2 separate regions of the Homo sapiens genome follow, and region 1 is linked to region 2. The links are chromatin contacts, found by POLR2A ChIA-PET in ENCODE. All regions are on one chromosome and are shown on one strand. Each heading gives the region's core, a stretch centred on a gene start or an enhancer-like site at or near the end of the contact. The rest is flanking DNA. Distances are from core to core; before and after follow the strand shown. Region 1 holds the start of CABP1-DT (CABP1 divergent transcript). Region 2 has its middle 5.9 kb from the start of RAB35-AS1.

Region 1 (5,384 bases), core at 899-3,398, 520 kb before region 2:
AAAGCACTGCAGTGAACTCCCCTGACACATCGCCTCACTAACTCTCACGGCTCTGCATCCACATCTCTACTCCAGAGAACTGTTTCCAGCTAACTCGGCTAACGAGGGCTCCCTGCAGGAACAAAGCCACACACCACTGCCCTATGGCCCCACCACAGCAGCACCACGCAACCCAAATCCATGTGCGGCTGCCTTCATGTCAGACCTCCACCAGCATCAGCCACTGCCGAGTAGTATTTTGAAAAGAAATGTGCAGATCTGAAGCAAAACACACAGGGCCTCCTTGGAATTCTGATCCGGCGTGGCAAGCCAGGAGCTTGAAACAGCTTCTTTATGCTAGATCTCAGCACAGAAAGGCACAGCCCCCCCTGTTTCCCTACAAACCACGCAAACGCTCTAATCAGACCTCTGCATGACACCTCTCGGAGGCTGCCACAGAACTGTCTCAAAGCTGTGCCAATGAGTTTGACTTGATTACAGACTCCGAACTAGGGGAAACCCTGGCTTTTTTGCTCAGGAGTTCAGAGGTTTCCTTCTACTGAGCCTGTTTCCCCAGCAGCACAGCCTCAAACTGTAGACCTATATTGTGACTACGGAGCTGCTTTTAAAGGGCAGGCTCCCAGGTGCCTGGGACTCTTGAGGGAAAGGCCTGAGGGAACCACTGATGACCTCTTTGTGGCCTTTCTCACCCTTCCAATGGCATCCCTAGAGTGACAGCCTCCTTAAACCACCCCAAAGTTCCAGTTTGAGCCACAGCTCTGCATGCCCCTCCATGCCTACCCAGACACCTCTTCTCTTTCCTCATATTTTTGGATCTCCTAACTTTTCTCAGGCCTTCAGGGACATGATAGGCAGTGGCCAGTGTCCCTCGCCCTCAAGTAATTCTGTGTTCTCTGAGGTCCCCTCTCTTGACCCCCAGACTCCAAACCGCTTGCTCTCCTGAGTCCCTCCCTGGCGGTACTGGCCAGAGGCCAGAGGAGTGGGTTTGGCGCCACCTGCTCGGAGCGCCCCTCCTTGACCCCCGCAAATCTCCAGGACGGTCGTAGAGGTCGCTCTCTTCCAGGACTGGCGGGTTCTGGCGGGTATGAGGGAGGCTAGCGGGGAGGGCCTTGCCCCAAGAGGCCCGGAGCGTGGACAGCGCACGGGGTGCTGAATCAGGCACGGGGAGGAGGAGTGCCGGCAAGGGCGCCGGCCCGGGGAGGACGAGGTGAGCCGAGGCGTGATCCGTGGGGGACCACGGGCCGCGGGAGGAGGCTGTGGACGCGCAACCGCGGCCGGCAGGGTCCCGAGCGCCTTTCCCGGGAGCGCTGACGGGAGGCGCGGCCCTTACCTGGCCAAAGGCGGAGCTGAGCATGGGGCGCAGCCGGTGGAGGAACGGGTCCGCCTCGGACGCGGCGGCTGGAACGGAGTCCCCGCGGCCCCGGGCTCGCAGAGAGCCCCGGAGGCCGAGCGCCGGGGACAGTCCCCGTTCCTCCCCATCCCGCCCGCGGGCCGGCGGCAGCGGCGACGACGGCGAAGGTCGGGACGCCGCGGCCGGCAGCGCCTCCCGGGGCCTGCAGTGCGCCTGGGGGAGCACACGCTGGCTCCCCCGCGCGCCCTCCTCTCGCGGCGCCGGCCGGCACAGGGGCCTCCGCGAACTGGGGTCCCCGGACGACTGCGGCGTCGCCGGGCAGGAGCCGGGTAGCCGGCGGCTAGGCAGCCCCGGGTCCCGGGCAGGGCCGTGGCGGGGAGCCCGGCTGCCCCCGCTCGCCGCCGCCGCCGCCGCCTTCAGCAGCGACGTCTTGGACTCGCTTTTGGCGATGTGCGAGCTCATCGCGGCGGGGCCCGCGCTCGCATGGCCCGGCGGGGGCGGCGCGGTGCGGCGCGGCGCGGGGCCCCCGGCGGGCAGAGAACGGGGCTCCCGGCGGGAGCCAAGCCCGAGGACGCGCTGGAGGCGGGCGCCGTCCCCCGGCCGCTTAAATGCGGCCCCGTCGCCGCCGCCCATGTGACAGCGCAGCCTCTACGCCCGGAGCCCGGAGCTCCCGGCGGCTGGCGGTGCAGATCTGGGGGCGCTGCCGGCTGTCCCCGGAGAGCCCACCCCCGGCTCCCTGGCGGCCCAGGTACCGCCGCGCCCCGCCCCTTGCCCCGCCCCGCCCTGGGGGAGCCCCGCTTCCGGGCGGCCCCTGGCGGCGAAGGGGACGCTGCAACGCGGAGCGGGAGCACGAGGAGGGAAGGGGCTTGGCAATGGGCCCCAAAGAGGCCGAGACCCCGGGAGTGCCGGCAGCGCTCTTTATCACGCCTGGAGGCTCCTGCAGAGCCCCGGAACCGCCCGAACCTCCAGAAATGCAGGCAGGGTGCACTCCCCAGGGGGTACAACTTTGGCAATGAGGACTACAGAGGTCCGGGGAGAACCGGAGACCCGAGGAGCATGAAGGCACTCTGTGACATCACTGCCTACAAACGCAGGGGCCGGAATGCAGTGACAGGACACTGCTGGGAGGAAAGTCTCCCAGCGCCTCCGTGTGGGGCTGCCTCCACTCCCAATACCGTGCGGGGGGACTAGGACGACCCTGGTAAGTCAGCCACAGGATATCAGTTCTCAGAATAGAAGAGAAGCCAGGTCTGGCAGCACCTGATGATGGTAAGTCTCAGGTAGGACCCATTTGCTCCCCCTCCAGCTCTTGTCCCCTCTTTCACCTTCCTGCCTTTCTAGATGCTACAGAAATTCCTGCTCTCGGTGGGCAGCCAGGGAGCGTCCCAGGCCTTATCTGAATCTCAAATCCCAGCTCTGCCACCTACCATCTGGGTAACTTGGGCAGGTGTCATCAACCTCTCTGAGCCTTGTTCTCCTCTTCTGTAAAATGCAGATGATAAGCATAACTAATTTCTTGGTAACAGCAGACGATACTATGCACACAAAAGGCCTAGCCCAGTGCTCGGACAGGGGACCATCCAGTTAAGCCAGTTCCCTTCCCCCTGCACATCGTGAGGCCCCATCTACCATTCTTCTTTAGTATCCGGTGCTTGAGCTTTGCGGGGGGCTGGAGGGGTTCCTCCCAGGCTCTCCCTGTTCTGGTCCCTGGCCCCAATGCCATCCACAGTCTTGTCACCGCTCGGCCTCATTAAAAGGATACACGAGGCCGGGCACAGTGGCTCGCACCTGTAATCCCAGCACTTTGGGAGGCCAAGACCGGCGGATCACTTGAGGTCAGGAGTTCGAGACCAGCCTGGCCAACATGGTGAAACCCTGTCTCTACTAAAAATACAAAAATTAGCCAGGCGTGGTGGTGGGCGCCTGTAATCCCAGCCACTTGTAGGCATGAGAATAACTTGAACCCGGGAAGTGAAAGTTGCAGTGAGCCGAGATTGGGTCACTACACTCCAGCCTGGGCAACAGAGTGAGACCCTGTCTCAAAAAAAAAAAAAAAAAAAAAAAAAAAGAAGGGTACACAAACAGATTGCCGATATTACACTTCACTCATGCCAAGAGTTCATCCTTCTCTGCACTGTCTGCTTCTTTACAGAGTGTTGCTCTGTCACCAGGCTGGAGTGCAGTGGCACGATCTCGGCTCACTGCAACCTCTGCCCCCCAGGTTCAAGCGATTCTCCTGCCTCAGCCTCCCGAGTAGCTGGGATTACAGGCACCCGCCACCACACCCAGCTAATTTTTTGTATTTTTAGTAGAGATGGGGTCTCACCATGTTAGCCAGGATGGTCTCGATCTCCTGACCTCATGATCTGCCCGCCTTGGCCTCCCAAAATGCTGGGATTACAGGCGTGAGCCACCGCGCTGGGCCCTGTGTGCCTCTTTTACTTATCCATAGGCAAGGAATTAAGGAAAATGGATGGGCTGGGAAAGCAACTGCCCAGAGGCTAAAGTAAACTAGGAAAGTGTGGCAAATTGTTCCCCAGATCAGCTACCCTTAAGGGACTGAATTGCCATATCAAAGCCACTCAGGTTCCTAAAGCCCAAATCCTGAAGCAGCCTGGGGCGTTGCAGCCCTGAAGGCTCATTGCAGGGTCCTCTGGGATATGCAGGGTGTAATGAGTCCACCCTTTGAGTTCGAGGTCAGTCAATGTCTTACCTGCTCCAGCCCTCAGAATAATCAGTGTTTGGCAGGATTAAAAACAAAGGCACATTCAATATAAATCACAGGAGATAAAGAACCTTATCAGAAACCCTCAGGAGCCAATGAGAGGCAGAGGACTGCTGGGTATTCTAAATCCCTGCTGTGCCACTGTTGGTAACCTTTCTGAAATGCCCTAAATATTTTTGGGCAAGACCTCGGTCACCAACTAGTTTTTGAAAAACTGAAGAATCTGATTATGTTACCTATGATTACTAGAGTAAATAAATAAAAATTATGTCCATGAAGCAAATGGATGAAACACCTTCACTCATATCCCAGATAATCCTGGATGTATGCCAGGATTCCATTTCATTTGTAAAGTGTATTAATTTGGTCACTTATTTGACAAATATGTATCCAACCAGGCACTGCAGTAGTCATCTTGGATACAAAGATTGATCCATTCATTCAACAAATAATTGAGTGCCTGTTATCTGCCAGGCAGTGTTCTAGGTACCAGGGATATGATAGCAAACAAAATGGTCTCTATCCTCAGCAACAAATAAACAAATACATAAACGCATGGAAAAGTAATGGTGACAAACTGGTGGTGTTTCTGCCATGGGGAGAAATAAAGCAGGTAAGAGACTAGGGTTTAACGGGCGGTGCTATTTTATTTATTTATTTAATATTTTTACATAGAGACAGGGTCTTGCTATGTTGGCCAGGTTGGTCTTAAACTCCTGACATCAAGCAATCTTCCCACCTCGGCCTCCTAAAATGCTGGGATTACAGGCATGAACCACTGTGCCCAACTTAGGGTGCTCTTTTAGAGAGCGATTAGGGAAGGCCTCTCTGCAGAGGGAATATCTGAGTAGAAACTCAAATGAAGTAAAGGAGGAAGTCATGTATATATCTGGGAGAAGAGCTTCCCTGGCAGAGGGAGGCTGTTCAAAAGCCCTGAGGAGGGAATAGCTTGGCATGTTCCAGGAGAAGCGGAGATAAAGGAGGCTGGAGTGAGCGAGGGGGAAAGTAGGAGAGATGAAACTGGAGAGGAGGCCGGGCATGGTGGCTCAAGCCTGTAATCCCAGCACTTTGGGAGGCCTAGGCGGGTGGATCACGAGGTCAGGAGATCGAGACCATCCCGGCTAACACGGTGAAACCCCGTCTCCACTAAATATACAAAAAAAAAAAAAAATTAGCCGGGCGTTGTGGCGGGCACCTGTAGTCCCAGATACTCGGGAGGCTGAGGCAGGAGAATGGCGTGAACCCAGGGGGCAGAGCTTGCAGTGAGCCGAGATCGCGCCACTGCACTCCAGCAGCCTGGGTGACAGA
Region 2 (5,694 bases), core at 2,375-4,874:
AACAGATGACATTTGCTATCATTTCATTTAGTCCTCTTAACAGTTCTATGAAGCGGGTTCTCAATACTATTTTCTAGAGGAGGAAACTGAGGCACAGAGAGGCCACTCGCCCAGGGTCATATGGCTAGTAAATGGCAGCCTGTCCCCAGACCTCTGTTTTTAGCCTTTCTCTTAACTTCTCCTATGCCGGCTAGTTAGCCATCAGCATTTTTCATTCTTTAGAGCCTCCAGAACTTTTCCATCCAGGTATATACAGGAAATTAGTACGTGTATAGCACACTAAGTGAACAGCTCCAGCCGCCTTGCCCAGGGATGCCACCCCCTCCAGACCCTACCCAGCTGCTCTGCAGGCTGTGGGGAGGAGGACCTCACTCCACTTAACAGGACACTGGCTGGGAAAGTCTTCAGAGAAAGCGGATTATTCTCAAAGACTCGCAGTGATCCTCCAGGGGAGACTGTCCCTCTTTCTCTTCTTGTGTCTGAAAGTCAATGACAAAGTCATATTCCCTTATCCAGAGAAAACTGAAAAAGTTCTAAACTGAGCATTCCCAAACCTTCACCTAACTCTGGGAGCCTCAGGAATCATGGGCAGCAAGATTATTTTTAAAAGGTGGGGGTATTAGGCCGAGGCGGGCGGATCACCTCAGGTCAGGAGCAAGACCAGCCTGGCCAACATGGTGAAACCCTGTCTCTACTAAAAATACAAAAATTAGCCGGGCTTGGTGATGGGTGCCTGTAGTCCCAGCTACTCAGGAGGCTGGGGCAGGAGGCGGAGGTTGCAGTGAGCCAAGATTGTGCTACTGCACTCCAGCCTGGCGACAGAGCGAGACTCCGTCTCAAAAAAAAAAAAAAAAAAAAAAAAAAAGGTGGGGGGGTATTGTTAAAACATGGTTCACGCAACCCTTCAAGGAACCAGACCTTCAGGTACATTCTCTTTGTCCAACACTGTGATGCGGGAGGACTTGGGAGAGTGGCAGGGAGGCTGCAGATTTGACAGTTTTGGGTGCAGGGATTGGAGACATTATTTGACAGATTTTGAAACACAATTGGCAGTTAGGAATGTTTTTCCTCAATGTATGGCTCTGTGGATGTGTCTCAGATTGCTTCAATAAGGAAAAAGAGGAACCAATCTAACTTAAAAGGTCTAAGTTCTAAAATATTGTGAAGGAAATGTAGATACCGCTTTAAAGTTCTAGTGCAGGATAGTGGAGCCACAGGGACTTCCAGGACAGGTTAGAACCTTAATTTCACTGCTTAATACTAAGCTGTGTGATCTAGACCATGTTCCTTAACCTCTCTGAGTGCATCCCCTCACCTTGACAGCGCAGTCTCACCGTGTTGTCATCTGTGTTGAATGACATAATGCACTTTGCACAGAGCCAGGCACACATAGGAGGTTCTGGATACATGGATGGTGACAGTGAAACAAGGATGATGGGGAATGAGATTGATTTTGAGAAATGATGATGATGACTATGTTTGATTCTCCAAAATGCTGAGTGTACATACATCAGCACACAGATGGTCTCCACTGTGCATGGGCAGGAAGGCACATTACCACCACTTAGATCGGTGCTTCCCACCGTCGTGAGAGAGAGAGGCCGGCAGGACGTGGTCTTTATTTTATGAAGAGTAAAGTTGAGGTACAGGTGGCAAGGAGCATCTCTGAGGTCACATTGGCAGAACTGGGAAAAAACCCATATTTCTTGATTCTCCGCTCACCAAGCCCCAGGGGCATTCTACAAAAATAATTTGGAAGGTGAATGTAACAAAAGTGAAACCCACGTTCTTGGCCTGTGACTGGGTTTCACTTTTTAAGAGATGGAGCCCAGTTATTTCACAGGGTGGCTCTGAGTTGCCCCTAGGTTCTGTTAGGAAGGGTCCCTGCTGCCTGCCCCAGGGGAAGGGGAGTGTTGATGTCAACACAGCTCAAGACACTGGAAAAACTGGTCTGAGGGATGATTGCCTCAGAGGGATTTCTAGGTGAGACCTTCCTGATTGTGCCTGAATGGATACCCCAGTCCCTGTCAGGTTCCCTCCTGTGAGCTATTTCTCTAGTGAGATGGCGGCCTGGTCACAGGGACAATTAGTGCATGATAATTCCTCAGGGCTGTGCCCCGCAGTCCCACAAGAGAAAGCTGTGGGTTTTGAATGTATTTACATTAGATCTTTCTTACCACTTGGGTTCCCACAAAAAAGGGAGCTAGGAAGCTGGGGTGCAGGATTCAATCTAGCATTTCGCAAATATTTTGCCCTCAAGACTCCTTATTTATTTACATGCAGGGTACTGCTCTGCCGCCCAGGCTGGAGTGCAATGGTGTGCTCATGGCTCACTGCAGCCTTGAACTCTTGAGCTCAAGTGATCCTCCTGCCTCAGCCTCCTGAGCAGCTAGGACTACAGCCACACACCACCACACCTGCCTAATTTTGTTTGTTTTTGAGATGGAATCTCACTCTGTCGCCCAGGCTGGAGTGCAGTGGCGTGATCTTGGCTCACCGCAGCCTCTGCCTCCCAGGTTCAGGTGATTCTTGTGCCTCAGCCTCCAGAGTAGCTGAGATTACAGGTGCCCGCCACCATGCCCAGCTAATTTTTTTTTTTTTTTGTATTTTTAGTAGAGATGGGGTTTCACCATATCGGTCAGGCTGGTCTTGAACCCCTGACCTCAGGTAATCCACCTACCTTGGCCTCCCAAAGTGCTGGGATTACACGTGTGAGCCATCGTGCCCAGCCTGGCTAATTTTTTAAATTTTTTTTGTAGAGATGAGGGTTTCACTATGTTGCCCAGGCTGGTCTTGAACTCCTGGCCTTGAGCCATCCTCCCTCCTCAGCCTTCCGAAGTGCTGGGATTACAGGTGTTTGTCACTGTGCCCAGCCGGGATCCTTTTATATTTTGAAATTTTTTTGAGGACACCAAAGAGCTCTTGTGTATACCTATCTTACCTATTGATATTTAGCATCTTAGGAGTCAAAACCAGGCTAGGCACAGTGGCTCATGCCTGTAATCCCAACACTTTGGGAGGCTGAGGTGGGAGGATGGCTTGAGGCCAGGAGTTCAAGACCAGCTTGGGCAACATAGTGAGACTGTTGTCTCTACAAAAAATTTAAAAATTAAAAAAAAAAAAAATAGCAGCCAGACGCAGTGGCTCACACCTGTAATCCCAGCACTTTCAGAGGCTGAGGTGGGTAGATCACCTGAGGTCAGGAGTTTGAGACCAGCCTGACCAACATGGCAAAACCCCGTCTCTACTTAAACAACATAAATATTAGCTGGGCATGGTGGCATATACCTGTAATCCCAGCTACTCGGGAGGCTGAGGCAGGAGAATTACTTGAACCCAGGAGGTGGAGGATGCAGTGAGCCGAGATCATGCCACAGCACTCCAGCTCCCACCTGAGTGACAGAGCAAGACTCTGTCTCAAAAGAAAAAAAAAAAGCCAGGCATAGTGGTGTGGTGGTGTGTACACCTGCAGTCCCAGCTACTCAGGAAGCTGAGGTGGGAGGTTCACTTCAGTCCAGGAGGTCAAGGCTGCAGTGAGCCATGATCGTACCACTGCACTCCCAGCTTGGGCAAGAGAGAGACTCAGTCTCAAAAACAAACAACAACAACAAAGCAAAACTGTTCAAGTGGCATTGTTCCACATTTTTTTAGGTTTCTAATGTCTGGATTCGCATGTCAGCTCTGCATTTGGTCTGTTGTATCACATGTCATGTAGGCTCTGGCAAACACTGTACAGTCATAAGCAAATGAAAGTGAAAAAGGCAAATCACATCTTAGTATTGTGAACATGTTTTGACTCTGAAGATCCTTTGAAAAGGTCTTAGGGAGCCCTGCGGGTCCTCAGACTACACTTGCAAAACCACTGATTTAATAATATAAAGGTTGAGTGAGAAAATTCCTGCTAAACGGTTTGGAGTCAGGGGAAGAAGCTGACCCTGAGTTAGACCCCAAGTTTGGCCCACACCCCAAAAAGTGAACTCAAGAGAGGGTTCAACTAATTGTATCTGACATTCTGTCCAACTCTCACACTGTGTGTGTGGCTTCACTTTAATTCAACAGGTATCAAGCACCTACCAGGCACTGGGTCTCCAGAGGATACAGATAAAGAGATGGTCCCTGGAATCATGGAACTTACATTCACTTGATTTCTGGGGGCTACATCAGGGCAGGGCAAGGCCCACTGCCAAGTCTCTTGGTGTGGCATCAGGCTTGCAGGTGTGGGAGAAAGGGCCCGTTTCCACTTCCATCAGAGGGAGACACCAGGCATCATATCATATCCTCTCTTCCTTCCCTCTTGGACCAGTATGCTGAGTGGTCCCCATCTTGCTCCTAATTTAAAGTCCCTGTCGGTCAGTTTACCTGCCTTCTCTGAGTTCTGATTCACCACCCACTGCTTCCTTCCTGGATGATCACAGCACACGTTCCCTCCCTTGCTACCTAGCACTCAGCAGCTTTGAAGTCCATGTTGCTGTCTGAAATAATGGATTTCACAGGTCCCTCCAACCTCCACTGCACTGATCTTCATCCCTGACACTGCTACCCTTGAGGGCCTGAGGTCCCCCTCTCCTTTACCCACTTAGCCTTCTGGTTGGTGACACTTTACTTCCCAAAGCTCTTTGAAGCGCCCTTAGCTCATCTTCCCTCCAAATATTCACTCCTTATTATTTCCTGGCTGCTAATCCTCTGCTTCCACTATCCTGAAAAATACTTCATGAGCCCCACTGCTCTCACCACCAAGCATTGTTTCTCTTGTCATCCACTGCCAAACTTCCTGCCACCTCTGTGGCTCCACTGCCTGCTTCTGCAAACCTCAGCGTGCTCCCTGCTTTACTTTTCTCCTTGGACATACTTGGTGCCTGTATTCTCTATCAGAATATAAGCTCTATGAAAGCTGGGATTTTAAAATTTTACTTACTGCTGAATCCTCAGCTCGTAGATCAATGTCTGGCATAGTAGGCCCTCAAGTATTTGTTGAATGAGTGAATGACTTGTTCCCCACTAAACTGTAAACTCCGTGAGGACAGGAGCTTTGTTTTGTTCATGTTCTAGCCTCTGTGCCCACTACAGTGCCTAACACCTAGTAACTGTGCAAATTTTTTTTTTTTTTTTTTTTTGAGATGGAGTCTCGCTCTGTCACCCAGGCTGGAGTGCAATGATGCGATCTTGGCTCACTGCAACCTCCACCTCCCAGGTTCAAGTGATTCTCCTGCCTCAGCCTCCCGAGTAGCTGGGACTACGGGCGTGTGCCACCACACCCAGCTAATTCTTTTGTATTTTTAGTAGAGATGGGGTTTCACCATGTTAGCCAGGATGGTCTTGATCTTCTGACCTCATGATCCACCCGCCTCGGCCTCCCAAAGTGCTGGGATTACAGGCGTGAGCCACTGCACCCGGCCACTTAATATTTACTGAATTAAGGATGAATCCAGTTACCAGGTAAATTACGTGATTTTTTTTTTTGGAAGCTGCTTTGTCTAGTTTATAAGTTTGCTTATTGTCTTTTGCATCTGTCCCTGCTGTTACCTTACACCCAGGCTTCAGCAATAACCTTTAAAGCTCTGCAGCTGAAATCCATCCTGCACCCTGCCAGATTACTTCACTAAAATATTTTGAGATTGCCTCTTTGCTCAAAAACTTTCAATGCCTCCTCATCGTATTAATAGTTTCTAATGTGCAAACAGGTGGTGTTGCAAA

The links. ChIA-PET counts read pairs that join two places held with the same protein, here RNA polymerase II (POLR2A).
Region 1: POLR2A ChIA-PET joins it to region 2 with 10 read pairs in activated CD8-positive, alpha-beta memory T cell. The contact joins the promoter of CABP1-DT here to the enhancer-like site in region 2. POLR2A ChIA-PET finds 5 or more read pairs at or near these places in 3 of 52 experiments (GM12878, WTC11 and activated CD8-positive, alpha-beta memory T cell).

The regions. Positions count from the first base shown.
Region 1 is chr12:120,637,286-120,642,669 of GRCh38, reverse strand. It overlaps CABP1-DT (CABP1 divergent transcript), which reads left to right and starts at 2,148. Exons shown (of 2, transcript NR_183426.1): 1 at 2,148-2,620. It overlaps CABP1 (calcium binding protein 1), which reads right to left and starts at 2,044. Exons shown (of 6, transcript NM_001033677.2): 1 at 1,331-2,044. The coding sequence starts at 1,984. RefSeq lists silencers at 1,065-1,164, 1,385-1,554, 1,565-1,664, 1,885-2,184 and an enhancer at 3,656-4,157.
Region 2 is chr12:120,119,926-120,125,619 of GRCh38, reverse strand. No RefSeq gene overlaps it. Among named protein-coding and RNA genes, the nearest start is that of RAB35-AS1, 5.9 kb to the right of the region's middle. RefSeq lists enhancers at 1,612-1,751, 5,624-5,683. Within about 2 kb of position 3,624, at least 2 of the 41 ENCODE cell types and tissues checked have a DNase peak (open chromatin) inside an H3K27ac peak, as active enhancers do; they include GM12878, where a contact is called at or near this core.